7 separate regions of the Homo sapiens genome follow, and all the other regions are linked to region 3. A link is a loop called in an ENCODE intact Hi-C map of the cell type or tissue named here. Cell type or tissue: OCI-LY7. All regions are shown on one strand. Region 1 has its middle 600 kb from the start of KIF4B. Region 2 has its middle 130 kb from the start of KIF4B. Region 3 has its middle 11 kb from the start of MED7. Region 4 overlaps SGCD (sarcoglycan delta). Region 5 has its middle 380 kb from the start of SGCD. Region 6 has its middle 32 kb from the start of HAVCR1. Region 7 has its middle 42 kb from the start of PPP1R2B.

The links. Hi-C counts contacts between places; a loop is a spot of excess contacts. Peaks named below come from ENCODE experiments on the same cell type or tissue, not always from the same donor. Only the 100,000 strongest peaks of a DNase experiment are listed, where the experiment ranks them.
Region 1: it touches region 3 in a loop (10-fold over the local background); 15 of 110 quality-filtered maps call a loop at or near these places.
Region 2: it touches region 3 in a loop (11-fold over the local background); 16 of 110 quality-filtered maps call a loop at or near these places.
Region 4: a loop joins it to region 3, with 3.0 times the contacts of the local background. A loop is called at or near these places in 3 of 110 quality-filtered maps.
Region 5: a loop joins it to region 3, with 15 times the contacts of the local background. A loop is called at or near these places in 22 of 110 quality-filtered maps.
Region 6: a loop joins it to region 3, with 7 times the contacts of the local background. A loop is called at or near these places in 7 of 110 quality-filtered maps.
Region 7: a loop joins it to region 3, with 14 times the contacts of the local background. A loop is called at or near these places in 7 of 110 quality-filtered maps.

The regions. Positions count from the first base shown.
Region 1 is chr5:155,614,959-155,618,958 of GRCh38, forward strand. No RefSeq gene overlaps it. Among named protein-coding and RNA genes, the nearest start is that of KIF4B, 600 kb to the left of the region's middle. In OCI-LY7, CTCF peaks have their summits at 2,028 (motif pointing right) and 2,254; a DNase peak (open chromatin) is centred at 2,023.
Region 2 is chr5:155,137,291-155,141,290 of GRCh38, forward strand. No RefSeq gene overlaps it. Among named protein-coding and RNA genes, the nearest start is that of KIF4B, 130 kb to the left of the region's middle. RefSeq lists a silencer at 2,846-3,003. In OCI-LY7, CTCF peaks have their summits at 2,489 (motif pointing right) and 2,711; a DNase peak (open chromatin) is centred at 2,511.
Region 3 is chr5:157,129,763-157,133,762 of GRCh38, forward strand. No RefSeq gene overlaps it. Among named protein-coding and RNA genes, the nearest start is that of MED7, 11 kb to the right of the region's middle. In OCI-LY7, CTCF peaks have their summits at 2,436 and 2,642; DNase peaks (open chromatin) are centred at 1,389 and 2,439; H3K27ac peaks cover 755 bases.
Region 4 is chr5:156,670,614-156,674,613 of GRCh38, forward strand. The region is part of intron 7 of SGCD (sarcoglycan delta); the gene reads left to right. Among named protein-coding and RNA genes, the nearest start is that of PPP1R2B, 180 kb to the right of the region's middle. In OCI-LY7, no CTCF peak of the experiment used is centred here; no DNase peak of the experiment used is centred here.
Region 5 is chr5:155,941,629-155,945,628 of GRCh38, forward strand. It overlaps a transcript of SGCD not described here. Among named protein-coding and RNA genes, the nearest start is that of SGCD, 380 kb to the right of the region's middle. In OCI-LY7, CTCF peaks have their summits at 2,376 (motif pointing right) and 2,579; a DNase peak (open chromatin) is centred at 2,383.
Region 6 is chr5:157,024,785-157,028,784 of GRCh38, forward strand. No RefSeq gene overlaps it. Among named protein-coding and RNA genes, the nearest start is that of HAVCR1, 32 kb to the right of the region's middle. In OCI-LY7, CTCF peaks have their summits at 793 (motif pointing left), 995 and 2,470 (motif pointing left); DNase peaks (open chromatin) are centred at 617 and 2,457; H3K27ac peaks cover 1,274 bases.
Region 7 is chr5:156,890,299-156,894,298 of GRCh38, forward strand. No RefSeq gene overlaps it. Among named protein-coding and RNA genes, the nearest start is that of PPP1R2B, 42 kb to the left of the region's middle. In OCI-LY7, CTCF peaks have their summits at 2,032 (motif pointing left) and 2,236; DNase peaks (open chromatin) are centred at 1,593, 2,033 and 3,373; H3K4me3 peaks cover 1,736 bases; H3K27ac peaks cover 4,000 bases.

The sequences.
Region 1 (4,000 bases), 1.5 Mb before region 3:
TGCCTCACCCAGTTACCCCTAGTGTTAGAATCTCACCTTGCCATGGTAAATTTGTCAACATCATTATATACCTTTAACTAAACTCAGGCCTTTATTCAGATTTTACCAGATTTCTCCACTACTGTTCTTTTTCTGGCCCAGGAGAGAACCAAGGATGCCACATTGCATTTAGTAGTAATGTCTCTCCCCAGCCTCCTCTGGTCTATAATGGTTTCTCAATCTTTCCTTGTTTTACTTGACCTTGGCCATTTTGAGGAATACTGGTCAGTTTTACATTTTTGTAACGTGGCCCTCAGTATGTGTTTGTCTGATGCTTTCCTCACGATTAGACTAGGGTAATGATTCTGGGGAAGAATGCCACAGAGATGAAGTGCCCTTCTCATCATATCACATCAGGGGGTACAAAATATTAACATAACTCTTTGCTGGTGATGTTAACCTCGATCATTTTGTTATGGTGGTATTTACCAGATTTCTCCACAGCAAAGTTACTATTTTTTCCCCTTTCCATACTCTTTTCTTTGAATACAAGTCACCAAGTTCAGCCTATAGTCAAAGAAGGTGAGAGATTAAGCTTTACTTCCTAGAGCTTAATAATAATATATACCTATATTATTTGAAATTTTTCTATAAGGAAGTTTTTCCCCTTCTTATTTACTTCTTGTTCATTAACTCAATCTTTTATTTATATCAGCATGAATCATTATATTTATTTTATACTTGTGTTATAATCCAACACCATGTTACTTATTTTGGGTTCAAATTCTTCCAGCTTTGGACATTAGGAGCTCTATCAGGTTGGATTCTGAATCTCTTTGACATGTCTCCATTCTTTTTCTTTTGTTTTAAAAGTAGAAGTACTTTATGTTTATGGATGAACATTTTTTACATGAAATACTGGCACCCATGCTATGTATGGGGGTTTGTTTCCTAAATAAATATGAGTTTTCAATTGAATTCAGCTAGGTTTAGACACAGCCTGAGCTTTAATGCTAGAAAGAACTACTGAGGGAAGCTTCTGGAATCTAATTCTTTGAAGATTTCTCAAAAACAAAAAAGTTTCATACTACCAAAAGTTGCACATAGGGTACTGGTGGTGGGGCCAGAGATAATGTTCTATGATTTCTGAAATTTTTTCTTCTCATTTTATTTTATGCTATTTCCCCCCTTTTAATTGATACATAATAATTGTATATATTCATGGGACACATATGCTATTTTTGATACATATAAGATATAATGATCAAATCTGAGTATTTAGCTTACCCATCACCTCAAACATTTATCATGTATTTGTGTTGGAAACATTTCAAATCTTTTCTTCCAGCTATTTGGAAATAAACTTTAATTCATTATTAACTGTAGTAGTCACCCTACTGTGCTATTCAACACTAGAACTTACTACTGCTTTCTAACTGGTTGCTTGTGTCCATTAGCCAACCTCTCTTCACCACCCCCCTCCACTTCCTAGACTCTGGCAGCCACTACTTCAGTCCCTACTTCCATGAAATCAATTTGTTATCTCCCACATATGAGTGAGACCATGTGATATTTGTCTTTCTTTGCCCAGCCCATCTCACTCAACATATTGACCTCCATCCAGTTCCATCATGCTCCTGCAAACAACAGGGCTCCTTTCTTATGGCTAAACAGTATTCCACTGTGCATATACAAGACAATCTTCAACCGTTCATCCGTCCATGGACATCTAGGCCAACTCCATATCCTGGCCACTGTGAAAAGTGATATAATAAACATGGGGGTGCAGGGTGCAGGCAGTTTTTGTTTTTAGCATATCTTTAAGACACTGCAAGGTGCTCCAGGCTCATCATGTGTTTTCCCTGGAATCATGGGATCAGCCATTTCTCCATGGGGCCGTGCTTCTTTTTTACTGGAAAATCATAGAAAAAGCAAGCAAGATCTGGGCAATGGGTACCCAAAGGCATATTACTGGGTCAAAAATACTCTCCCAGGAGGGCTCATGAACCACCTGCACCACTTGTGTATTACCCAGGGGTTGCCAGCAGGGGTCACCAAGTGACTGGGTTGGGGGTGTGATTGTATTGACAAATTGGGGTTAAGGACACCACCACAATCTTCTGGTTGGAGCCCACCTTACAAGCAGGCAGAAGATACTAGTATGGTTTGAGAGGCAACAGTAAGTCCCCTCTTTCCTCACCATTCCAAAATATCTTCCTTTCCCTTCATAAGATTCCTGAAATTCCTGCATTGGAGTTTTAGCCTTTTAGTCTTTTAAAAATAGCTTCCGATTAAAATAAAACCAGACTTTGATTAAAAATTATCTTTGATTCCCGTTTAAAATGTAGATAAATCACTTGCCTCCAGTGGCCTCAAATTTAATCAGAGTTGGATCATAGTATTCATCTAGAGTTTAGGCTTTGTCCTGCAAGTCGTCAGGGAGCCCTGAATATTTTTGGCATGATCTGCAATGCATTTTTAGGGTGATAATGTTGTGGTTCATATGTATATGTGTGTGTGTGTGGTGTGTATGTACGTAGGTGTGTAAATATGTATATGTATATGTGCCTGACACCTAGTGAGAGCTATAGAGTATTTGCTATAATTAATGTCATTAGTAGTAGTGGTAACAGAACATTCTAACCATAGACGGCTCTCTCCAAACTTCCTGCTGTTAATTTGTGACACAGTGTAAGAACAAGTGTGTATATATACGCACATACTTCCATTGACTTCTCACACCCTATGAGGTTAGTACTATTTTTATTTCATTTTACAGGTGGAAAAATTGGGGCACAGCAGGGAAATGTAACTTGTCCAAGGTCACACAGCTACTAAATGGAAAAGACAAGATTTAAAGCCAGGCAGTCTGGCTCCAGGTTTCTGGTTCTTAACTATGCTCTGTGCTACTCATTTGAATGTCTGTTCTCCTCTGCCTTCTTCAAGAGAATGCTCCCAAAATGCCACCTAGCCTCATCCCTGGCTTTCATGTCTCCAGAATTTCATATTTCAAGATCCTCCCTTACCAAGATTATTTTTCACAGGCTATCCCCAGCATTGCCCTATCCCCATGAGCCCTTAGGGTCTTTCTCATTTTCTTTATCTTCTCTTTCCCCACTTATCACTGCCTTAGTGGTAAATGAGTTGATATGATTAAATACCTTTCTTTTGGGGCAGGGGATGGGAGGGGATATTTTGTTTTCAAAATAAGGCTACTAGTATAACCCAAAGGAATACATTCTAATGACAAAACAGATGTCAATAAAAGACAAGTGATAATAATAATAATCAGCAACTTATCTTGGCTTAATGTAAACACTCAATAAATGCAGCAGTTAGCATTTATTGAGTGACTGCTTTGTGCCTGATATTGTACTAAGTACTTCACGTAGATACTTTCTTTTGATTCACACAGTAATCCTAGGAGTTTAGCACCATTATTATCTCTCTCTACAGAGAGAACTTGAGAAGTTTCCCCAAGGTCACACAGCATGGAAAAGCTGGAATATGATTGACAATGGTGAGTCTGTAAGAGGCTTCACCCTTGAACTTGATAAAGTACTCACTGTAGTATACCTCAAATGATACCACACCCACAGACCCAATTTCATCTAGTTCGGTGCTGTGCAGAAGCTGTTTGTAGAGAAGGAACACTTAGAAATTGTATTTCCTATCTATTATGGATCAGTAGTTCTACAAAATACATTAACAATGAATTATATGATCACATTCTTGGATGTTATGCCCACGTCAACTTGTTATCCAAGTCTCTCAATGGTTTCTCCTAGTTTTAAACTTACCACAGTAGGTTGGTAACCAGCAGGTCATGGACTGGCATCAATCTGTGAATCATTCTCTGAATGGCACTGGTCTAATAGTATCCTTTTCACAAATGTGATTCACTAAATGTATGTCTAGATATAACTGAATTTTTATTTCTTTGTAAAATTTGTGTTAGACTCTTTGTTCCAACTGTTGGTTATTAAACCCATAGACATTAGACATTAGGTAGACCTGGCAC
Region 2 (4,000 bases), 2.0 Mb before region 3:
TTTCTGTTCCTGCGTTAGTTTGCTGAGAATAATGGCCTCCAGCTCCATCTATGTTCCTGCAAAGGACATGATCTCTAGTTTTTCTTAATATTTTTAAAATAAATTTTATCTTGGTTTTGAAAGTTAGATATGCTCACTATAGAAAATCTGGATAAAAGAAGAAAAGTAAAACCATGACAACAGAGATAGTTGCTATTAACAGCTTGGATTTTCTTCTGGTCTTTTTATTCTGTGCCCAGAAATATTACAACTACGTACACGTACACATTTGTTTGGATATTGGAATCCTGTTACACCTGTCATTTTATGCCTTGCCTTTGACTTATTAGAATAGCATTCATTTACTTGACATGCCTTTATGGAGCATCTTCTACATGCCAGGTGTGAGCTGAGTCCCATAGTCAGGTGGGGACAGTGGCATTCAACAAATAATCACAGTAGTAAATGCAGAGTCAGGGACTGTGATAGTAACATGGAGGAAAAAAGATGATAGGAGGCAGGGGACAAGGAGATCTGATTTAGACTCAAGAGTTAGGGAAGGGCTTTCTGGGAGAAGAGACACTTAAAACTGAGTCCTCTGGACTGAGGAGGCTTTTGCCAGGAAGTCGGGGCTGAGGTGCAGGCAGCATCCAATTTGCGGGCTATGAGTGAAATCCCAGAGCCAGCAAGAACTTTCCAGGGCTGTGGGGCTGAAAGAAGGTCCCCGTGCCAGGTGGGAGCACAGCAAGGGAGAGGAGGCTGGCAAGAGGCAAAGCTGGAGAAAAGGCAGGACCTAGAGCCTTAGGGCCATATAAAGGTTGGGGTGGGCAGGGGCGGTCTTTATCCTCATACCAAGTGAAGGCAGTGACGGGTTTTAAACAAGGGAGGATCCTGATCTGCTTCACTTTAAAATGATCATTTAGGCTGAATTGAGGAGTATGATGGGGGGCAGGGGAGGAGGAATTTAATTTAATTTATCATTACACATTCTGTTACACAAGTTTTAATGGCAACATATTATTCTATTTTCTCAATATGCTGTAATTTAAAAAATTCCCTGGTTTGGTGTTATTTTTGTTATAACTTTTGAGGTAGTGAACATCCCTACAGTAAGTTATTGAGCATAGCAATGGTGATTGCCTTTGACAAAATCCCTAGAGGTGGAATTGTTGGCTCAGAAGGTGTGCATAGTTGTAAAGCTGTTTTTCTACATTTCTAAATTGCCCCCTGAAAGGCTGTATGAATTTTAGCTCCCCCAGGTAGGGAATAAATGCACTGATTTCCATATTCCATGGCCAACTCTAATTTAAAAAGTCTATGCCATGATAAGCTAAAAAGGAGATCTCGTTTTAATTTCCATTTCTTTGATTACCAGCATGAGAGAACATTTTCATAAGCATATAAGTCATTTACAGTTTTTAAATTGCACCTGACCCCACATATTTATGTTTCTGGATCAGAGCTCCTTCTAGCATAGCTCTCACCTCTTTAGGATGTTTTCTAGGGGTTTCATGAGCTTTCCAGGCCAGGCTGACTTTAGCTCCAGGGAGACCATCTTCAAGGTTCAAAGATGCTGACAGGCATAAATGACCATCCTGGGAGTGGGAGACCTAGGCATTTTTATTTACCATAGAGACTCATACAAAAAGGACAAAATAAATAAATAAAAAGATCCTAAGATAGAGATATTTTTCATATTCTTCCTTCTGTTAATATATAAGACGACTGGGTACTTTGTTTAGATCAGTGCTATCTGCTGAAAACAGGAGGCCTGTATGCAATTTAACATTTAGTGCCATAATAAAAAAGAAAGGTGAAAGTATTTTTGATAGCATTTAATTTAAACCAGTATATTAAATATGATCATATCTATACATAATCAATATAAAAATTAATGATATTTTATATTTTTTCTCATACGAAGTCTTAAAATTTAGTGTGCATTTCACATTTAAGCACATCTCAGATAGGCCTGGGCACACTTCAGGAGCTCAATAGCCCTACTGTGGCCTGTGTGATTGTTGGCCAGCATGAGTCTGGATGGTGGCCTGGAAGGCATGACATAAGATTTATAGCTTCATGAGATTTTAGAGCTGGAGAGGAGTTTAGTAAGCGAACGCTCACTAGAGACACTGAAGGGAGAAGTCTCTGCCAAGGCCACGTGGCTGGGCCGTGGTAAGGAATTGACACAGGTCTCTGCTGTCCCAGTACCACTTCTTCCGTTTTGGGATTATCGGGAGGTAATGAAATGCAGGCCACACAGTGAACTCTCACTAGAGGGTGAAGATGACGTCGTGGTTGCGGTGGTTCTACTATGCACAACACCGTGGCTACATTAAAATAAAAGAAGTTTTAAGCCCTACTCCCCGCACGAAGCAGAGGAAGGGTGAGCAGGGAGGAGATCCTCCTGTCGTGTCCATTCTGAGCCTTAAGTATATTTCTGTTTTTCAAGGCAAATAGATTCTGGTCCACTTTTAGAAACCTTAATCTCGGTCTTCGTTGTGTCTGGTGAATACATGAGTGACCAGCAGGTGGTGCCAGAGACAGTTGGTAGCCAGGGAATGCCCTAACTGTCCTCGGCTGGGATAGCTGAGGTCACTCACTGGCTGGAGTTGAGCATCTGGGGCTCACATGCAGACGTGATGGGAAACTGGATCCTTTTAATATGAAAAATGGGTAACTGTAGAGCTAATTCTTATTGTATAAAAATAGCACTCATTTTTTTCACTTTAATAGATATTTATCAGGCTGGGTGTGGTGGCTCATGCCTGTAATCCCAGCACTTTGGGAGGCTGAGGCGGGCAGATCACCTGAGGTCAGGAGTTTGAGACCAGCCTGTCCAACATGGCGAAGCCCTGTCTCTACTGAAAATACAAAAGTTAGGTGGGTGTGGTGGTGTGCACCTGTAATCGCAGCTACTGGGGAGGCTGAGGCAGGAGAATTGCTCGAAACCCGGGAGGCGGAGGTTGCAGTGAGCTGAGATTGTGCCACTGTACTCCAGCCTGGGTGACAGAGTGGGACTCCATCTCAAAAAAAAAAAAAAAAATTATCAAAAGCCAATTCCAGATCTGGCCAGGAAAAGCATAGAGAAAATCCTGGAGGAGATAATTTTGAAGGACTGGCATTAAAAAGGAGTGTAAAATATGTCCTTGATAAATGTTATATTGATTACAGGTTGATGTGATAACACCCAGAGTGTAACGCAATCAAGAGAGTTAAAGGAAAAGTGGTAGAGAAGTTCTTTGTGGAAGGAAAAACATGAAGGAGGATTAACTAATCGTGGATGACTTCATGAGGTGGCCCTGAGGCCCACCTGTGGTGTGGGGATGAGGAGGACTTTAGTAAGTGGTCAGGATGGATGAAGTGAGAGGGTCAGGGAAACTTAGACCTAAGGTTGGGAGGGACCGCAAATATTTCACGATCTGACTCCCACTACTCACATTTGATGCTCGAAGCCCCTTCTTAGAACAACTACTAGGTGGAGATGTTTGTCTTTGAAGGGACAGCCTGTATGAGTCCGCTTAAGAAAAACCCAGTTTGGCAGGCTTTGTGAACTCAGAGGTTATAAGCAAGCAGCCTCCAGGCTAAATCTAGTCCACACAGGTGTGCAGCATGGCCTGCATAGCATTTTACACAATTTTCAAATTAGTGATTAATATGTGAGCGTCTAGACTTACCATGGAAACATCCAGGTTTCTGACTGGAGGTGCACAATGGGTGTCCCCTGTGGTCAGGACAAGTGTCTCTCTGCTTGTTTGGCTTTGTGTTCTCTGCTTGACCTGGTAGCTTTAGAGTTTAAAATCTTTAGCTTAACTGCTTTAATCGCCCTAAGATTTCCATGTTCTCTGTGAGCACAGAATTTAAGAAAGCAAGAGTATATATATTCCTCTTTTTAAATAAACCTCCCAATGAACAGATGTAAAATTTAGGAGATAATTTATGTGGAATAAGATAAAAAGAGAGGATATCATTTCTTAAAATGTTTGAGATGAAAAGAAAGTAGAATGAAACAAAAATCACA
Region 3 (4,000 bases):
TCATTAATAAGTTATCTGTGGGTTACACTGAATTTTCTATGTTAACAACCATTTTCTGCAAATAACGACAGTTTTGTTCCTTCCTTTTCAATACTACTTTTTTTTTTCCTTACCATGCTGGTTAGGAAATCTAGTACGTATTTAATAGACATTTTGATAGCAGGCATCCTTGTTTTACTCCAGCTCTCAAAGGAAATTTACAGGTTTTCATCTTGAGTATAATACATGCTATAGGTTTTATGGAGCTACTATTTATTATATTAAGGAAGTCTTCTTCTATTCCTAATGTTCTAAAGGTTTTTTCTTTTTCATGGATAGACGCTAATTTATTTATTTATTTATTTATTTTTTGAGACAGAGTGTCACTCTGTCACCCAGGCTGGAGTACAGTGGCACGATCTTGGCTCACTGCAACCTCCGCTACCTGGGTTCATCCAATTCTCCTGCCTCAGCCTCTCAAGTAGGTGGGATTGATTACAGGTGTGGGCTACCACGCCCAGCTAATTTTTTTTGTATTTTTAGTAGAGACACGGTTTTGCCATGTTGGCCAGGCTGGTCTTGGTCTCCTGACCTCAAGCGATCCACCTGCCTCAGCCTCTCAAAATGCTGGGATTACAGGCATGAGCCACCACGCCTGGCCAATGCTAAATTTTATAACTGCCTTTTGCATATCTTTTGAGATGACCAAGTGATTTTTCTTCAATTTATATTGTTGTGACATATTATCTATTCTATATTCCTGAGATAAACACAGATTAACCATAATACATTACCTTTTATTTTTACATATTATTGGGTCCAATTTGCTAGTATTTTGTGCTAGCCTCATAAAAACAGTTGGGACATACTTCCTGTTTTTCTATTCTCTGAAAGAGTCTGTATAAGACTGAAATCATTATTTATTTATTTATTCATTTATTTTTGTATTTTTTTCTGGCAATGTTTGGCAGACTTGCCAGCAAAGCTATTTTTTGTTTGTTTGGTTTTGTGTTTTTGTTTGCTTATTTGCTTTTGCTAATCAGCTGACTTTAAGATTCACCAGTATAGCTATTTGAACTTTTAAGTTTTCTTTGTGAGAAGATTTTGACTATTGATCCATTTATTTTAATTGTTAGAGAATTATCCTGGTTTCCTATTCCTCAATCTGTATTGGTAATTTTCTAAGAATGTGTCCATTTTGTCTAAATTTTCTAACTTATTAAAAAATCCATATTTTACTTTTTTACTATAATAATGTCCCCCCTTTCATTTCTGCTATTATTTGTGCCTTCCTCTTTTTTTTTTTTTTTTTTTCGTTATCAGTCTCCCCTGCAAGTAGCAGTGACTCAGAGCCCCAGAATCAAGCACCACTTAAGCCTCCAGGGCACTCCTGCTGCCCTTTCAGATCAGATGCTTCTGCACAGATGTTTAGCGGGCCCTGAGTATGTCGCTTCGAGGCAAATGAGTTTCAGAAAGAATTAGGATGGGTCTCCACGGCACGTGTTACCTATGCAACAAACCTGCACGTTCTGCACATATACCCCAGAACTTAATATAATAAGTATAATAAAAAAAAACTAAAAGAATTAGGATGGGTCTTCTCTTTCATTCTCAGCGTTAGATGGTACCTACGCTATGCGGAGATGTGTATTATGTTTACCATTGTTAAGGAAATTGAGTTTTATGGAAGTTTTTTCTTTTTTGAGACGTAGTTTTTCTCCTGTTGTCCAGGCTGGAGTACAATGGTGCAATCTCAGCTCGCTGCAACCTCTGCCTCACGGGTTCAAGCAATTCTCCTGCCTCAGCCTCCCGAGTAGCTGGAATTACAGGCATGCGCCACCATGCCCGGTTAATTTTTTTTTTTTTTTTTTTTAGACGGAGTCTCGCTCTGTCGCCCAGGCTGGAGTGCAGTGGCACAATCTCGGCTCACTGCAAGCTCCGCCTCCCGGGTTCACGCCATTCACCTGCCTCAGCCTCCCGAGTAGCTGGGACTACAGGCGCCTGCCATCACGCCCAGCTAATTTTTTGTATTTTTAGTAGAGACGGGGTTTCACCGTATTAGCCAGGATGGACCCGGCTAATTTTGTATTTTTAGTAGAGACATGATTTCACCATGTTGGTCAGGCTGGTCTATGAACTCCTGACCCCAGGTGATCCGCCTGCCTCGGCCTCCCAAAGTGCTGGGATTACAGGCATGAGCCACGCCGCCCAGCAGGAAGTTAATATACGAAACCGAGATATACAGCTGATTAAACAGTAGAGCCCTAGGATTCTGGGGTGTTTTCCAACACCAACCATTTCTCTAATTCAACAGACAAAGTACGTATCTAATGATTCAATTTAATTCTGACACTAACTACCCAGAGTTAAGTTAGGGTAAGCAGTACCTCTGAGTTTCTTCATTTTAGTCTACTCTGCAACCAGCTACAGCTCTTAAATCTGAGGTAAGAGTGCCACTTACTGGTAGCCTCATCACAACGCAACTTGAAACCCGCTCACAAATTTAATTCTAAGTGCCAGTGGCATGCAAAAGAAAAAAGGCTCAGTACGGTATGCATATATTAAAACATTACATTGTACCTCACAAATAAATAATTTGTCAATTAAAAATAAAATAAAACTTAAGTGCTTTGTAGCCATTCTCCTATTTAATCCTTGGATTAATCCTATGAAGAAGCTTCTGTAATTTATATTTCTGTGATTTTTTATTAGTAGCTTTGTGAAAACACTCCAAAGTTTAGAATCCAATTACCTACATCATAGCCCACCAGCCAAATCCAGCCTGCTGTCTGATTTTGTACTCTCACATCTAAGAATAATTGTACATGCTAAATAGTTGGAAAAAATCAGAATAATTCACATATGAAAATTATTGAAATTCAAAATTCAATGTCCATATAGAAAGCTGTATTGGAACCGAGCTCTCTTGTTTATGCATTGTCTATGGCTGCTTTCGACCCACAGCAGTTGAGTAGCTGCAATGGAAACTGTACAGTCCTCAATGCCTAAAATATTTACTAATTGAATCTTTACAAAAGAGTTTGCCAATTCCTGACCTAGATTCCAACCTGAGCAAACCTAAACTCTAATCCTCAATTTTCATTACTCATAAAATGGGGATAATACCTACTAAGAGTTTTTAGGAAGATTAGAATTATAAGCACAGAATCTCCTTAAGATACTCATAGAAGTCTAAGCTAAGACATAAGCACCTTAATATGTTCAAAGGGAACTCATAGTTTCCATCTATAAATCTGTTCAGCCCAGTATCAAGTAGTATTTGCAAGCATGGATTTTAGGGTCAAAATATTGGCTCCACTCTTGGTTTCGCTACTTACTTACCTACGTGACTTAGTAACAACATGAGGGAATGGAGAGGCAATGAAGTATGAAGGTTGAGTGTTCAGGCTTGGAAAACTAGAATGCCTAGTTTCCATCCTGGCTTTGCCACCCACTAGTCAGTTAACCTTGGGTAAATTACATAACTTCTCTGAGCCTCCACTTCCACATCTGAAATATGAGTGTAAAAAGAATACTGATTTCATTCAGTAGTTGTAAGGCTAAAATGACTTTATTTATACAAAGAGATTAAAACATTGCCAGCAACTTACAGCCATAAATACCATCAGATTTAGAAGGTTCTTCACAGGATTGTTCTAAGGATTAAATAAGAGAACAGCTACAAAGCACTTAGCACCATTTGCAGTACTTAGAAATCTATCAGAGTACAGCTAGTACCCTTCCTACTGATTCTCTGTATTTTAGTAAAATCTGATGAGAAATCAATTGCAAACATAATTTCTCATCAGATTTCAGATAAAAACCCAATTCCTTCCCTTGGTTCTCTAAATCATGCACATCTGTCCTCCACCTGCTTCTGAAGCTCCAACCTCCTCCCTCACCATATTGCAGCCATAGTAGCCTTTCTCATCCAAATTATGCCAACTTTCTATCTCCTCATGAGATATTTGCACCTGCCGTTCCCAGTAACCTCAGGGCTCAGTGCATGAGTTGAAGCTGC
Region 4 (4,000 bases), 460 kb before region 3:
TACAACAGTTTTTACCTGAAATAAGTTGAGAACCAGAAAGTACATTTTTTAAAAATATCAGCCAAAGGGGTTCTTATTTTTTCCTCAATCCAGAACTTTCCATGGTTTATTAGACTATAATATGAATGAGAGTAAGACGATCAGATCTCAGGGAAAACTAGATAAGCCTGTCTAATTTCCTGGCCATGGGCTATGTGCCATGTTGGGCTAGATGTCCTTCCTTGTTTGCTGTCCTTCAGTGGCTGTCACTAACTTGAAGGTAAAATTTCAAAGCAATAGCATTCATATACAATCTTAGCCATTGGTCGAGTCATCTCCCATTACCCTTTCCCCCTCCTTTCACCTTTTCTTAGTTGTATTTCTTCCTCTGCCCTTTCCCTATTTTCCATTCCTTCCACTAAGCATGTAATTCCTGCTGTCATATTTTAATTTCCAATGTTCTTTACACTATGGTGGTTTCCTTTTATAGCATCCTGTATTAATTTCATAGAGATACTGTCTTCTTTTTTCTTTTTGAGTCTATTAATAATAGTTTCTCTCAAGTTTCTTCTGTTTTCCACATTAAAAAAAAAAGAAAGAAAGAAAGAAAAATTCAGGTCTCTGGCTTTCCAATTGGAGCTTTATCAAATGGTTGGTGATTCATGGATATCTATTGATTCTTTTTTTTTTTTTTTTTTGAGACAGAGTCTCGCTCTGTCACCCAGGCTGGAGTGCAGTGGCTCAATTTTGGCTCACTGCAACCTCTGCCTCCTGGGTTCAAGTGATTCTCCCGCCTCAGCCTCCTGAGTAGCTGTGATTACAAGCTCACACCACTACACCTGGCTAATTTTTGTATTTTTTAGGAGAGAAGGGGTTTCACCATGTTGGTCAGGCTGGTCTCGAACTCTGGACCTCAGGTGATCCACCCACCTCGGCCTCCCAAAGTGCTGGGATTACAGGCATGAGCCACTGTGCCTGGCCCTATTCATTTTTAAGAATGAAGCAGTAAGAGTCTGCTGGAAAGTTTTGTGTACATAGATGGGACTTATTGGGTGGCAGGCTTCTAGGTAGAAGCATGAGCTGGGATTTTTAGGTGGATGCTTTGTGTCAGTGCATTTTGCATTGTCATAAAGGAATACCTGAGATTGAGTAATTTATAAAGAAAAGAGGGTCATTTGGCTCACAGTTCCACATGCTGTGTAAGAAGCATGGCACTGGCATCTGCTAGGCTTCTTGTGAAGCCTCAGGAAGCTTTTACCTGTGGCAGAAGACAAGAGGAGCCAGCATGTCACATGGCAAGAGAAAGGGAATAAGAAAGAGACACCGGGCTCTTTAAAACAACCAGCTCCCATGTGAAATAATAGAGTGAGAACTCCACTGTGAAGGCACAGTAGAGTTTATTTATTAGGGACCTGCCCCCATGACCCAAACACCTCCTCTAGGCCCTGCCTCCATCACTGGGAGCCACATTTTAATATAAATTTGAAAAGGATAAATATCCAAAGTATATCAGACCCCAAATGTCAGAATCTGTAGGTATTTTCTCTTGGGCTGGTCATTTTCCCCAGAGAGAAATCCTAATCCCTTGCTTGGGATACATCTGGTTGTCAATATTGTTCATATTGGAGTGTTGGAGGTTTCACTCTTAAATATGTAAGTTTTCATATAATTCCATTTTTAGTCCAGCACTGTTACCCTCAGCTGTCCTGGTATCACAGATTCCAGAGTTAACCTCAAGTCTTAAACAGTAAGGGTGGTCTGGTTGCCAGGATGTACATAGTGAAGAAACAGTCTCTAGGGGTCTTATGGTTTCTCACAGAGACCTAAACAAATCTTCCTGAGTGCAGCCCCACCAGATGCTCCCAGCCACAGAGGTGCCTGGTAGCTCTGATTCCTGGGCCTGGCCATGAATTTACAGCTTGAATCAACCCACAGCTCTGTCTTCACCAAACCCACAGGCTCTTAGCTTTTAGCTTCCCGTCATCTGCCAAGGAAATTACTATTTGTTGCTTGCTTTTCAACTTCCAAAGCATTGTTGACATGTTTCTTCTGTTCTTACTTCTTCTCTCTCCCTTCGTCCCTTCATCCTTATGGGTTTGGGTCATTTTAGGGTCCATTTATAGCCATTGTATGAGTGTTTCAGGAAAGAGCAGAGGTAGACAAAGGTGTTCAGTTCAGCGTTTAATCAGAAGTCCTCTGTCCCCTGTCCGTAGGCTTTAGATATCCTGCCCTTCTCTTGTTTGCTGTAGAGTGCCTTAGAGCCTTTATGTTGCCGTTCTCTTTTCTTGAAGCACTCGTCTCTACATTTTTCTAGATAATTCTATTTATTTTTCAAGTCTCAGCTTTAATGTCTTTTCCTAACCTAAGGACATCTTTCTTGGTACACCCTAGGCTCACTGTACTTCCCCTATTACACACATACGCAGTGCCCTACACGTCTTCATTTTTGGATTCATTGACTGAAATGTCTTCCACCTTTGCCATTGTCTGCAAGGGGTTTCAAGTTAGATGAATCATTACAAATCCATTCCCCTCAAAAGTGTGTGTTCAGCCAGCATAAAGATAAGTAACTGTCTGCAACACATTGTTTATGAAGGAGGGCTGTCAAAGCTTTCCTGGGGTCTGTAGTTATGCCTAAGCACATATTTATCTCATGCCTTTCTTTTTTCTATTCATAATATATCATTTCCGAAAGAGAATAATCCATTCCTCTTTCATTTACTGAAAGCAGTTTTAAAACTTCACATTCCTTTTTTGTTCATGGGCTGTGCAATAGTCACGCTTCAGCAGAACTGTGCTTAATTTGAAGCCCCTGGCCTACGGTTCCTATTCATCTTCTCAAGCATGGTTGTCGTAATTCACAGAGGAAGGCCAAGTCCTCTTTTACCCAGTTATACCTTTCATTGCCGCTTCCTATTCACAACGGAAGATGAGTTTCCAGTTCTTTGAGCTTTTTTCACAAATATAACCTGACTCGTTAATGATAATTTTCCTTGCCTGGCATCTGGGCTCAAACACACTCACTCCAGAATAACAAAGCACAGAGGAATTTGAATCCCTTGACAATCCAAGCACCATATCCCTAACCTTGAATAGAAAATAGATGCTAATAAATTCAGGGTCTTAAAAATGTGAATTATAGTCACTTCACACTTCGTGGCAGCTTCATGCTGAAGAAATAGCTTAAAACTTAATTACAATGCTTGTCCCTTCCTTAAGTGCAGATGACATTCTTCAGATAGATTTTTGCCATGACATGTGAGGAACAGAGTTTAGAAGCTAATAAGTTATTCATGATGGAGAATATTGACTGTGTACTGATTAAAGTGTTGACACCTTCCTAACATAATGCATCTGTCTATTAGTGTATGGTTCTCCCTCTGGCCCTCATAGAATGCTCTTTGGGAAATGATGAAAATGCCATTCAGCCTTTGAATGCAGATGTATGTATTAATAGCAAATGTGCCTGATGAGTGGGATTAAAATGGAGAGCAGAAGGCGTTAGGCTTCTTCTGATTGCCTACCCCTGCAAATGACTAGGCTGCTCTTTGATAGCCATTTGTGAGACACACAAACATAATGGATTGGACATGGCCCACTTTTGGCATTTGAAAAGCTATGACAACACATTCAATACTTTCATGGCTAATTGTAAAGCAAGAAGTCAACTGGAAAAGGATGATGTATGAAGGATTCTCTTCCCCGTTACATATAATCCCATAGCGTGAGCCATGCAGCAACTAAGTTAAGAACAGGTAAAGGCATAATCCCCCGTCTTTGTGCAAGGTGTGATACTGTTACAAAAAGAGAATTTTCTTCTTTATTCTTATGCCTTAGGATGGCTCAGGAGTGAGAGGGGCAGAGACAAAAGTGAAACAACTTGATATAAGAAAGCAGTTTCTAATGGACTGAAGTGGTAAACGATCTCCCATAGTCACGGACATCCCATCACTGAGAGACTCAAGGCAAGGGGAGACTATCATAGGAAGACTATCATAGAGATGTGTCAAGCATCAGAAGG
Region 5 (4,000 bases), 1.2 Mb before region 3:
AAAATTTAATTACATTACTATAGTACTAAGGTTTTTCTGAATGCCTCTATGTTCAATACCTCTATGCTCAATGTCTCATACATTCAATGCCTCTATGTTCAAAGTCTCATACATTACTTATCATTACCTATATTATCTCATTTAATCCTTATAATAATTAATTGATGAAAAAAGTCAAGCTATACTATAGGAGGTGAAGTAGCTTTTCTTTAAGACAATGTTTCACAATCTATTTCATATTGTAGCATACTCAGAAAATGAAAATGTATTTGTTGTACACTGGGATAAAATGTAGCAGAAGTAAAAGGCCTCCTAGTGCAGAGAAGGTCACCCATTATTAGCACAATGGCAAAAAATGCTCAGATCTAATGGAGAGTTAGGGGAGGATACTCAAGTCTGTCTGATGTCAAAGTCCATGTTCCTGGTGGGTAACTCCTATTGGAGCAGCCTTCCCACAGATAGCAATGACAAATTCTGCATAATATATTATATATGTAATATAGTATTACACATATACATGAACAGACATGAACTATGTGAAGATAATGGAGACTGGACAAAAGCAAACAAATTGGAGGAGAGTCAATACTTGAAAGAGGGGTATGGCAGTGGATAAGTTTTGTTTTTATAGCATTTATCTATCATCTATGTATCTATGTATGTACGCATGTATGTATGTATGTATGTATGTATGTATGTATGTATGTATCTATCTATCTATCTATCTATCTATCTATTGTCTGCCTACCTACCTAATCAATCACGTGGGCTAAAACCCTCAATCTTTCTGGCATGAGGAATTTGAAAACAGAATTTGGGGCAACTTGAGAAGTTGAAAAGTAGGAGAGAGAGAATTCTAGAAAGGACAGCACAGTAGTGGAAGCCCCAATTCTTCATATAAACTCTTGTCAAATCTCTGGTTGACCCCTAAACTATGCAAGTATGAAGGCTAAAATAATTGAACAGAGATTTCAGTGGCTGCCCAATGCAATGGAGGCAGAATTTGGAGTTTCAATAAAGTCAAGTGTTGGCTAAAATAAACAAATAACAATGACAGAAACAGATTTCAGAGGAACAGAACACAGATAGAAACTATGATGTACAATATGCAGGATACCTATCAAAATTCCTAGACACAGACATATGAACAAATAGGAAAATGTGAAGATACTTAAGGCAATAAACCAAGGCAACCCCAAGATAATCCAAATGTTAGAATTAGCAGCAAGGATTTTAAAACAGGTGTTATAATTATGTTCAACCATGTAGAGTACAATGTGTTCATAATGAGTCATCATAGTCTATGTTCTTCATGAACATTCCATAATGCCTCCTAGACTTTTGTTAGTGTGTTTTCCACATAACAGATTTAAAAAGTGAAGGACAGAAAAGTGTCTTGCCTAAATTATTTGTACAGCTATGATAGAGTTGAGGACAAAGTCCAGGTAATCTTATTCCCTAAGTAGATTTTCCATAGAGGTTAGGAGCTCAGATGCCATAGTATATCTGTCTTGGTTTGAATCACTTACTAGCTATATTAATATATTTAATTAATCTAAGCCACCTTTTCCTTAAATAAATTACTATGAGAACTACACATGCTATTGCATATAAAATGCTTGACAAAAGTGTTTGACACATAGTCCCCAATAACATTTTTGTTACAATCACTGTTGTCATCATCATTATCATGCCATCCTATATTCATATGTGGAATTCTGCTTTATTGGTGAAATTTAATTACTACATTAATTAGTGAAAAGGGAAGAATCTACCCTGGGAGTCTGTTTCTTCATGTATTTATTTAAAATTTAGTAAGCACCTACTTCGTACAAGAAACTGTGCTTGATCTAGGAGAGACATAGGCATATATAAGACATGATGGTTGTTATCAATGGACTGTAATAACTAATTTTAAAAATTAAATAATTTGCATAGAAGGGAAACCAATAAACTCCAGAACTATATTTTTCTGATTTTTCATAGTTGGTATAGATGAGATGATTAAAGTTTCACAGGTGTAATAATCCCCTTAATGTCAGTAACAAATAGTCATCCAGTTCCTCTTTGGGGGTTGCTCAACCCTACAGGAAGTGGAAGCAAATTATAGAGCCACTCCTCTGAAAACATGTACACACCAACACAATTTTGAACTCAAATGTAGGGATTTACTGACTCTCAAACTCTATTTACAGACTCTCCATTGCAGACACCTCTACTTTTAATAATGCAAAACTGGCTCCTTCAAAGTTACCCACTTTACTGTAAAGCAGCCCCTTTATTGTCGAATAGCTCAAAGGTGAGAAAAAACTTCCTCAGAGCTGAAATTTGCATCTTTGAACCTTCCACCTGTTCAGTGGTCCTCCTTCTGTCCTGCAGAGGGCAGCCTGCACCATTCTGCATGACCACAGCCCTGCAAGTATTTGAAGATAGTTTGTTCTGCCTTGGCTGTCTCTGGGCTGAATGTCTCCATTTCTTTCTGTGGTTATTCATTTCTCATGGGATGCAGACCATTTATCAGCCTGATTGCCTTCCTCTAATTGTGCACTAGCTCTGTGAGTTGTTTCCTTTAGTCACACAGTAATATATACTTACTGTAAATTAAGATCAAACCAAAACCCAAACAAAGGAAAAATTATAGGGTTTTGTATGGGGGGATAAAAGTAAATGTGTATATATGTATTACTTAGGCAAATCACATTCTTATGAACGATGATTGTTAAAGGTTTGCAGATGCCATTCCAGACAATGACTAGGCATGTGCTGTGCATTTATCTGTATACACACGTGTTTTTTTCCTACTCAAATTGCACTGTTCTCTAGCTTTTAAAAGCTTAATCTATGATAGACATTGTTTTACCTTAAGCTATAGATTACCTCGTTGGGTCACATGGCATCAAAAGTATAGAGTTGAGAACAGAACACAACATTTTAATTATTTAACTTAGAATCAGCGCTGTTGTTACAGTCATAATAGTTTTATTTGTTCAACAAATATGTATTGAAGACATACTGTGTTAAGTGCTGCGATAAGAACATACACTGTGAAGATATGAACCTTACCCTCAAGAAACTCATTATCTAGTGGCAAAGACAGATAATCTGACAAAAAATGTGGTAAGTTTATGATTGCACTGAATTTGTTTCCAACTTCGGGTCATATTTTCTTCTCCTTGTCTTTGTAAACTAACCTTTAGCATATCTTTTTGAAGTTAGGCTAATCTTTAAATACATGATCTTTTGTCTTCCCAAATACATGCCTTTGAAGATGTAAGAGCCATGCAAAAAAAAATAATAATAATAAGGGAGTGTAAATCTCACCATATAGATGGTGGCCCAAGTGAACAAACACATACCGAGAGTTTTTCTAGATACCAGTGGTTTTATTTGTTTCTGATTTTAGGTACCAAAAATAAACCACATCAACAAATAGATAGAAGTTAAGTTTACAGATAAATTTCCACTTGTTTTCAAGAAGAATTAATATCAGTTAGAACTGTCTACAAATGAAAATTTTGAGAACCAATGAGGTCTGTGTTATTGGATACATTCAAGCAGAGTTTGTAAAACCATGTTAATACTGCCAAATGAACTAACTGGCTTGGAGTAGACATTCAGTAAATATTTGTAGAAGGGATGGAAGGAGAGAAGGGAGAAGACAAAGGACAAGAGGCAATAGGGAAGGGAGAGAGAACTTTTAGTCATTCATTCAAAAATATTTATTGAACATCAACTCTGTGCCTGGCTCTGTGTTAGTTACTGGGAAAACAGTGGTAAGAACAATAGAGATGATCCCTTCCACTCATAGGATTTACAGTGTAATGGGGAAGACAAAGACCAAGTAAAAACATCACACCAACATGCAACTACAAATGATGGTAGGTTCTGGAAGGCAAAAGCCTGAGGAGCTGTGAAAGCATTTGCAGAGGACGGAACTAGCCTGAGGCTTCAGGGAAGACTTCTCTCATGATTTAAGTCTTCTGCTGAGCCAGCAAGTGGA
Region 6 (4,000 bases), 100 kb before region 3:
TCACAGCCCTGTGGAAAGCCCCTTGCTGCCAAGAGGTTCCCTTCTCCCCCTCTTTTTCCCCTGCCTATATCCTTCTGTCCTCCCAACAAACCTGACTCTCGAGCTATACCTGACTTAGAATAGTGTCACTGAAGCATGTTAGTGAATGTTAACATAGAATTTGGTGATGGGTAGCAGGTTTAGCTTTTAATATGCAAAAGTGGTTTTCTAAGATTGGGACTCTTTTCCAAACAGACATCTTCATAGAGCCCTTTTCCTTTCTTTTTTAAATTTTTAATAAGATGGAGGCTCACTTTGTTGCCCAGGCTGGCCTTGAACTCCTGGGCTCAAGTGATCCTCCAGCCTTGGCCCCCTAAAGTGCTGGGATTACAGGTGTGAGCCACTGTGCCTGGCCTGTAGATTCCTTTTCATCCAGCACCTGGCCAGACCCCTTGCACATCTCTTCAGCCTTGCTTCTCTTCATCTCTCCTCACTCACTAGTTTTTTACTCATTGGAACACAACATCCTCTCTTTTAATACACAAGCTTCCTGCTGCCCCACAGCCTTTGCATTTGTTTTCCTTCCACTAGATTTTCATGTGGCTGCCACCTACACATTTTTCTTGGTTTCAACTTAAATGTCACCTCTTTCCTAGAAGCAGCCGCTGACCAACCAGCTAAAGCTACACCACTTCCTACCCCCCAACAAACACCCTCTACCTCAGTGGTTCTCAACTGTGCCCGCAGGGACATTGTCAGTTGTCACCACTGGAGGATGTGACTGGCATCTAGTGGGTGGAGGCCAGGGATGACGCCAAACACCTTACAATGCACAGGACAGCCCCCTACAACAGAGATTTCTGTCCCCAAATGCCATAGTTGAGAAGCCAGTCTCTATCACAAGATTCTTTCTCTTAGTAATAATCAGTATCAGAAGTGATAGGTTTTGTATTTCTTCCCTACTAAGCTCCTTAGAACCTGGAGTTCAGGGTTGTTTCCTGAAGAGCACCTGACACCTGTGTGACTTGCCACAAATTTGATCCACTTTGACTAGAGCTCACAGCAAGTTGAAGATGGCTGACCCAAACTAAATGATGAGCCAGAGAAAATATCGAGTCGGTTTTCAAATTTGTTCCATTGCTGTTTTGTTAAAACAAAGCTGTTTTGTTTTCAAGAGACAAACAAAAAAAAACTTTTATTAATGAGTATGCATATAAATAAACCTAGACAACCACGAAGAGTCCCTCACAGTTTCATGTATTCACAGAATTATTTCATCTTTAAAGCCATCAGTGAACAATTAGTTCTGCTACTTGTTAAAGTTGTGCAAAATTTCTCAATTTAAACATACAGTCTTAATTATACCACTGTTCTAATGTCCCAAGACTGATTGGAGGTAATGGAATCTCAACAATATCTTAAATAGTAATTTAAAAAATTCATTGCGATCTACAAGACTAATATATCTAAAGGAAAATAATTCATATTCACTAAATTCCTCCCCTTTCTTCCTTCTTACCTATTCTCCCTTTCACTTGACAATTTTTTTCTACAGTATATGATGATGGCCAAATTACCCAATATCAACTGTTTCAAAAAAGAAATGTTATTTTAAAAGATACCATACAGCAAGAGACTTATAGGTGTAACACCATTGAAATTATTTGCTAAGCCCTGGCCAGGCACGGTGGCTCACACCTGCAATTCCAATACTTTGGGAGGCTGAGCAGGCAGATCACTTGACATCAGGAGTTCAAGACCACCCTGGCCAATATGGTGGAACCCTGTCTCTACTAAAAATACAAAAATTAAGTGGACATGGTGGCTATCCCAGCTACTCAGGTGGCTGAGGCAGGAGAATTGCTTGAGCCCGAGAGGCAGAGGTTGCAGTGAGCCAAGATTCTGCCACTACACTCTAGCCTGGATGACAGAGCCAGACTCTGTCTCAAAAGAAAAAAAAAATTATTTACCAAGCTGTGTTTTCGTAGTGTTTTTTAATTCTCCAAACTGCTTCAGTATCTGTAGTGTTTTTTACATTTCAAAGACTTCTCACATGTAACATTTCATTGGAATTAGCACTGTACATCATAGTTGATATGGAAATTATTACATCTACAGATGAAGAAAATGTAGACGTAAAGAACCATTTGCTCTAATGTCATCCAGTGTAACTGCTAAGAGTTAGGATTAGACTCAAGTCCTATCCCTAATCCTGTATACTACCCTAAACTCCTAAGCCCCCATACATTGTACTGCACAGAATGCTACTAGTGACTGTACTCATGCATTCAAACAAGTTTTGGAAATGTGTTAAGCAAAGCTAACCAGATTCCTGGAGTATTACGCATCATAAATCCTCAGGAAGGATCCAGAGAATAGGGCAGTTGCCATAAAGTTAAAAGCCCCACAGGTGTCAGGCAGGTAACAAAGGTGAGCATGCAGGGAACATAAGGATTTGGGGATTAGAGGATGCAGCCCCATCTAGTGGGACCCTGGTCACATAGCAATCCAGTCCAATCTTGCCAGGTCTTTCCAGAGAAACTACAAATCTTGGCTTTAATTTCAAATCTCCAATTTTGTGCATGTTGCCTCAAATTTAAGAAAAAAAGACACTATAGCTTTTAAAAAATAAAATTTTTGACCAGATCGGGCTGGCCACATTTGGGAAAACTGAAATACCATGTATCACAATCTTATTTGCCCACAGAATTTTCCTTCAAAGGACCTATAAATTTCCTAGAATGATAACTGCGTTAAAAAATGTTGCCTCTGGCTGGGCGCGGTGGCTTATGCCTGTAATCCCAACACTTTGGGGAGGCCAAAGCGGGTGGCTCACCTGAGGTCAGGAGTTGGAGGCCAGCCTGGCCAATATGGTGAAACCCTGTCTCTACTAAAAATAAGCTGGGCGTTGTGGCGGGCATCTGTAATCCCAGCTACTCAGGAGGCTGAGGCAGGAGAATCACTTGAACCTGGGAGGTGGAGGTTGCAGTGAGCCAAGATTGTGCCATTGCATTTCAGCCTGGGTGACAAGAGCAAAACTCCATCTCAAAAAAACAAAAACAAAAACAAAAAGTTTCCTCTGAAAGCAAGCATCCTGTTGCCCCAGACAACTATGGTATGGGTAGCTCTGAACCTCAACCATGAATTATTTCAGAGTTTACTCAAACTGAAATTGAAATTAATACCCAGCCTTAACTGTTCATGTAGAAATGTTTCTTTTCTGACAAATCTAGCCCTTGCAAATCTATACTTAGTAGAGAACAGTGTTTCTCCATGTTGGTCAGGCTGGTCTCAAACTCCCGACCTCTAGTGATCCACTCACCTCAGCCTTCCAAAGCCCTGGGATTACAGGCATGAGCCACCATGCCCGGCCGGCAAATATATACTTCTAAACAATTATACTGGTTTAGTATAATTGTTTTTTATATATTTTTATACTGACTAAAGATATCCTTACAATAAGCCTAATTGAATTGTAAAAAAAAAAAAAAAAAAAATACAGGAATTGATTAGATATGAGAAAGACACTTTGCCTTTCCAAAACAATTTTATCTTTTTTTTTTTTCCTTAAATTTTTTTCTTAATAGAGATGGGGTATTGCCATGTTGCCCAGGCTGGTCTCAAACTTCTGGGCTCAAGCTACCTGCCCACCTTGGCTTCACAAAGTGCTGGGATTACAGGCATGAGCCACGGCGCTAGCCTCCTAAACAATTTTAAACATGAAAGTGGTTTGGAGGCGATTTAGAATTTGGGTCAAAACTAGTGAGTTTCAAACACTTATATCTGCAATGTAACTTATAAGGCAGAAAAGGCAGACTTTTCCCTACTCCCGCCTTTTTTTTTTCTTTTATTGCTGATCTTCTTGGTTCTAAAAATTTGTTCAGAAAGCCTGATGGTTGTTTAAATGCTTAGCACCATGACACACGTGTAATAAAAATTGCATAAATGGACCAGGCACGGTGGCTCATGCCTGTAATCCCAGCACTTTGGAAGGCCAAGGAGGCTGGATCCTCTGAGGTCA
Region 7 (4,000 bases), 240 kb before region 3:
CCTGCCAAAACAAGAGCCTTCTTAGTTCTCCCTCTCTTCATGGCCCTCAATTTGAGAGAAATCTCTTCCTCTCAGTAACAATGTCTCAAAAACTCAAGAAGAGACCCCAAAGCCGAGAGCCAGCTAGCTTTGACAGACTGCATTTCATCTAGTTTCAGGAGCCACACACTTCCTTCCCTTTCTCCCACTCTATTTCTGAAAACCACAGGTTAAAAACACTGGGAAGCATCCTGAATGTCCATCAGTAAGTGAGCAGTTAATAAAGTCTGGATTCTCCATGCAGCCAAGCACTATTCACTTAATAAACGATGCAGACGTATGCCAAATCAGAACCATCTCTATACTCACTGTTAAATGAAGACACAACATGGCAAAACAGCGTACATTGCATTCTACCATTTAAGCCAGGAAAGGGACTCTAACTGCTCATATTTGTATCAAAAAGCTCTGGATAAACACTGTTTTTAAATAGATCAATTTCAGAAAGCAGTGCCCATAGGTTTGCCCCAGTCACGTATAAGTTAGGGGTAAAGGAACTTATAATAAAAATTATTTCAGTCACTACTTCTATATATGAAAACTGAAAAAGACTAGTTTTCTGCTAATGTTTTGATACCATACCTTTTTTTTTTTTCAATTGCACACGAAGAGATTACTAACTCTGATTTTATTCCACTGGGACTGTTCAACATTGTATTTCCACCATCCACAGCAGTTAAATAATGAGTTATAAATGTCACAATCATAATGAAATTCTCAGAATGAATTCTGTAAGGTCCAAAATAGGTTTTCCTGGCAGGATGGAGGAGGCCAAGGAGAGGGAAGGTAAGCATTCACAGTGGAAATGTCTGATGTACTCAATTTGATTTTACAGAGCAATGGAAGCCCCCACAAACCTCAATCTCAGAATTTACCATAATTCCATTCAACAAATATTGTTGAGCCCCAGTGTCTGGGAGAGTTTAGAATTAAATGCAATAGGAATCATTTGCAATGTTTGGCCAGGCGCAGTGGCTCACACCTGTAATCCCAGCACTTTGAAAGGCCGAGGTGGGCAGATCACTTGAGGTCAGGAATTTGAGACCAGCCTGGCCAACATGGTGAAAACCCGTCTCTACTAAAAATATTTTTAAAACGTAGCCAGACATGGTGGCAGACACCTGTAATCCCAGCTACTTGGAAGGCTGAGACAGGAGAATCACTTGAACCCAGGAGGCAGAGGTTGCAGTGAGCTCAAATCGTGCCACAGCACTCCAGCCTGAGCAACAGAGCAAGACTCCGTATCCAGTATCCAAAAAAAAAAAAAAAAAGAATCATTTGCAATGGTGCTTGCTGCCAAATTACCTTACCGGGAGCCTCTTTGGAACTTCCACACAAATAGGGAATTGTTAGCAAACTCCGACCTGGGCAACTCTCTCTGTGCAGAGAGGAAATATGGCTATAAATAGCCACTCCAGCCTCATTCTCCCTATGATGAGTTCACGAGGGATCTGTGAGGCCCTGCATCAGGTGAGTCCACCAGATGCAGGTCCTTGAGAGGCAGAAGGCATGCAGCAAGTCCTGGGAGTGGCTGAGAAGGGCTAAAAGTTGAGCCTGGGCCCTGACTGTAGTAGGGACTAGTAGTAAGCCATGTCAGTTGCTATAGCAGCATCTGAGAGCTTGTTAGAAAAGCAGAATCATGGGTCCTATCCAAGCCCTGAAGGATCAGAATCTGCATTTTAACCAGACATCAGATGATTGACGTGCATAATAAATTTGAGTAGCCTTAATGTTGAGTGGCACTAATGATAAATGCTTGCCGTGTTGAACACAAATAAGCAAGAAAGAAGAGTCCCGCCCTTTTGAATCTAGCCATGTAAAATGTTCAAAACTTACTTTCTCAAATCATGGCATGATGCAGATGCTTTGGAAAGATACTTCTGCAGAGAAGCATGGCATCCCTACTTAACCCAGGTCAAGGGGAGGGGAGCTGCAACAAAGGCTCTATTCCTAACTTCCTCACTGTCTCCATCTGATGGCAGGCAAGTTCTTTTCTTTTTAATGTCTGTTTGCATTGCTATAAAGCAGGCAAGTTCTTTGCCCTTTCCAGGGACCTCATTTCCCCAACATGTAACATGAAGATTTCAGAACTAGACCATCTTCTAATCACCCTCCTAGGCAGTGACGGTCTCCAGTCTACTCATAAGAAGAACTGTCTCTGCTGTGAGGTCTCCAGATCCCAGATAAAAACATCCTCAACCTCCCTTTTTCATTCACCCTTGAATTAGACAAGCCCTTTCTTGCCAGAGCCCTCCTTTGATCTTTTTGGCTTTCTTGGTTGTGTTTAGCACCCTTTACTCTGCCAGAGGACCTCACTTTTTCTTTGAGGCCAGCTGGTCTGTTTCCTGGACTCTTTTCTTCAGTGAGTCGTGTTAGACATGAATGCCTGGAAGTCAAGCTTTTGTCAGGAGAACACACTGTTTCCCAAAAAGAAAGATCACACACACAAACACACACATTTGTGAAGATGAGTAGTTTATCTTGTTTGGTATTTGTGACAGTGTTAATCATCGTAGTTTTCCAAAACCCACGGCGGCTATAACACAGCTGATTATTCTTTACATAGAATTCTAAGGTTAAAAAGTCTCCTTAAAGATCAAGTACCCCAAATTTTATTTAATTATCCCCTTTACATACCCTGACACATTATCTTTCAGTCTCCATTTGACCACCCCATAGAGGCAACCAGTACTATTTCACCTGCTCTCTAGAAAGTTTGTTCAGTTTATGAATCACTCATCTTCCCTCTGGTCCCTTCTACTCACTGGGACTGGTTCTTCCTCACAAAGCCTCAGCACACCCCTCTTCTTCAGAGGAGGCATCCAGTTATTGTTCTTCTGTTAAGCATCCCAGTTCTTCCATCACTGTTTAAACTCTTTTTTTTTTTTTTTTTTGAGACGCGGTCTCACTCTGTCCCCCAGGCTGGAGTGCAGTGGTGCCATCTCGGCTCACTGCAAGCTCTGCCTCCTGTGTTCACGCCATTCTCCTGCCTCAGCCTCCCGAGTAGCTGGGACTACAGATGCCTGCCACCATGCCCAGCTGATTTTTTGTATTTTTAGTGGAGAAGGGGTTTCACCGTGCTACCCAGGATGGTCTCAATCTCCTGATCTCATGATCCACCCGCCTCGGCCTCCCAAAGTGCTGGATTACAGGTGTAAGCCACCGCGCCCGGCCATTAAACTCTCTTTAGTAGGTTCACAACACTTTTAAAGAGTAGCACCTGGACTTGAAATCAGTATTTCAAGGATAGAAAAGAGCAGGATCCAATCATGAGTGTTTTGCTGATTCTCTTCTTTGCAAAGGAACTGAAACTATTATGTGGCAGGATGATTTACTGAGATACTAGGTAACGTTTTGTTCTTCCTGTTTGTCACACCATGCCACCTAGACCAATTAGTGAGACCTTTGTTCTCCCATACCTCTGGGGCAGTTTGTGTTGCAAAGTCAAGAGCTATGCTGTCCTCCCAACACTGGCATACTTGACTTTGGTTTCCCAGGATCTTCTACACCTTGGCAAACTTGAGGGATGGCAAGAAAAGCAGAGAGATAGCAGTGCCTTTGAAGCAAGAGAACTAAGAACAGATGCCCCAAGAATGAAATGAGATGAAGGTGATCCACAAGGTGTTGGAAACCTTTGCAAATGTGGTACTTAAGAGATGTGAATGATGTTTGATAGGAGAATAGCTGTCTGGGGAAACTAGGGAGGCTGGGCTGTAGTCATTGGAGATTCCACCTAAGCTTGGCAAAAAAAGCAACTGAAACATTTGTCTTCAAGAGACCCCACCTACCCCACCTCAGGCTTGGTAATGAAGAGGCCATGATGGATTGAAAATGAAGGAGTCTTTCCACCATTTTCTAGCCACAACTTACATCCCCAAAACTTGGATGTGACCCCTGCAAAGGGGAGGGGAGCCTCCAAAAATCACTGTAGGTTACTTTTCTTACAGCCCTTCTGTAGGTT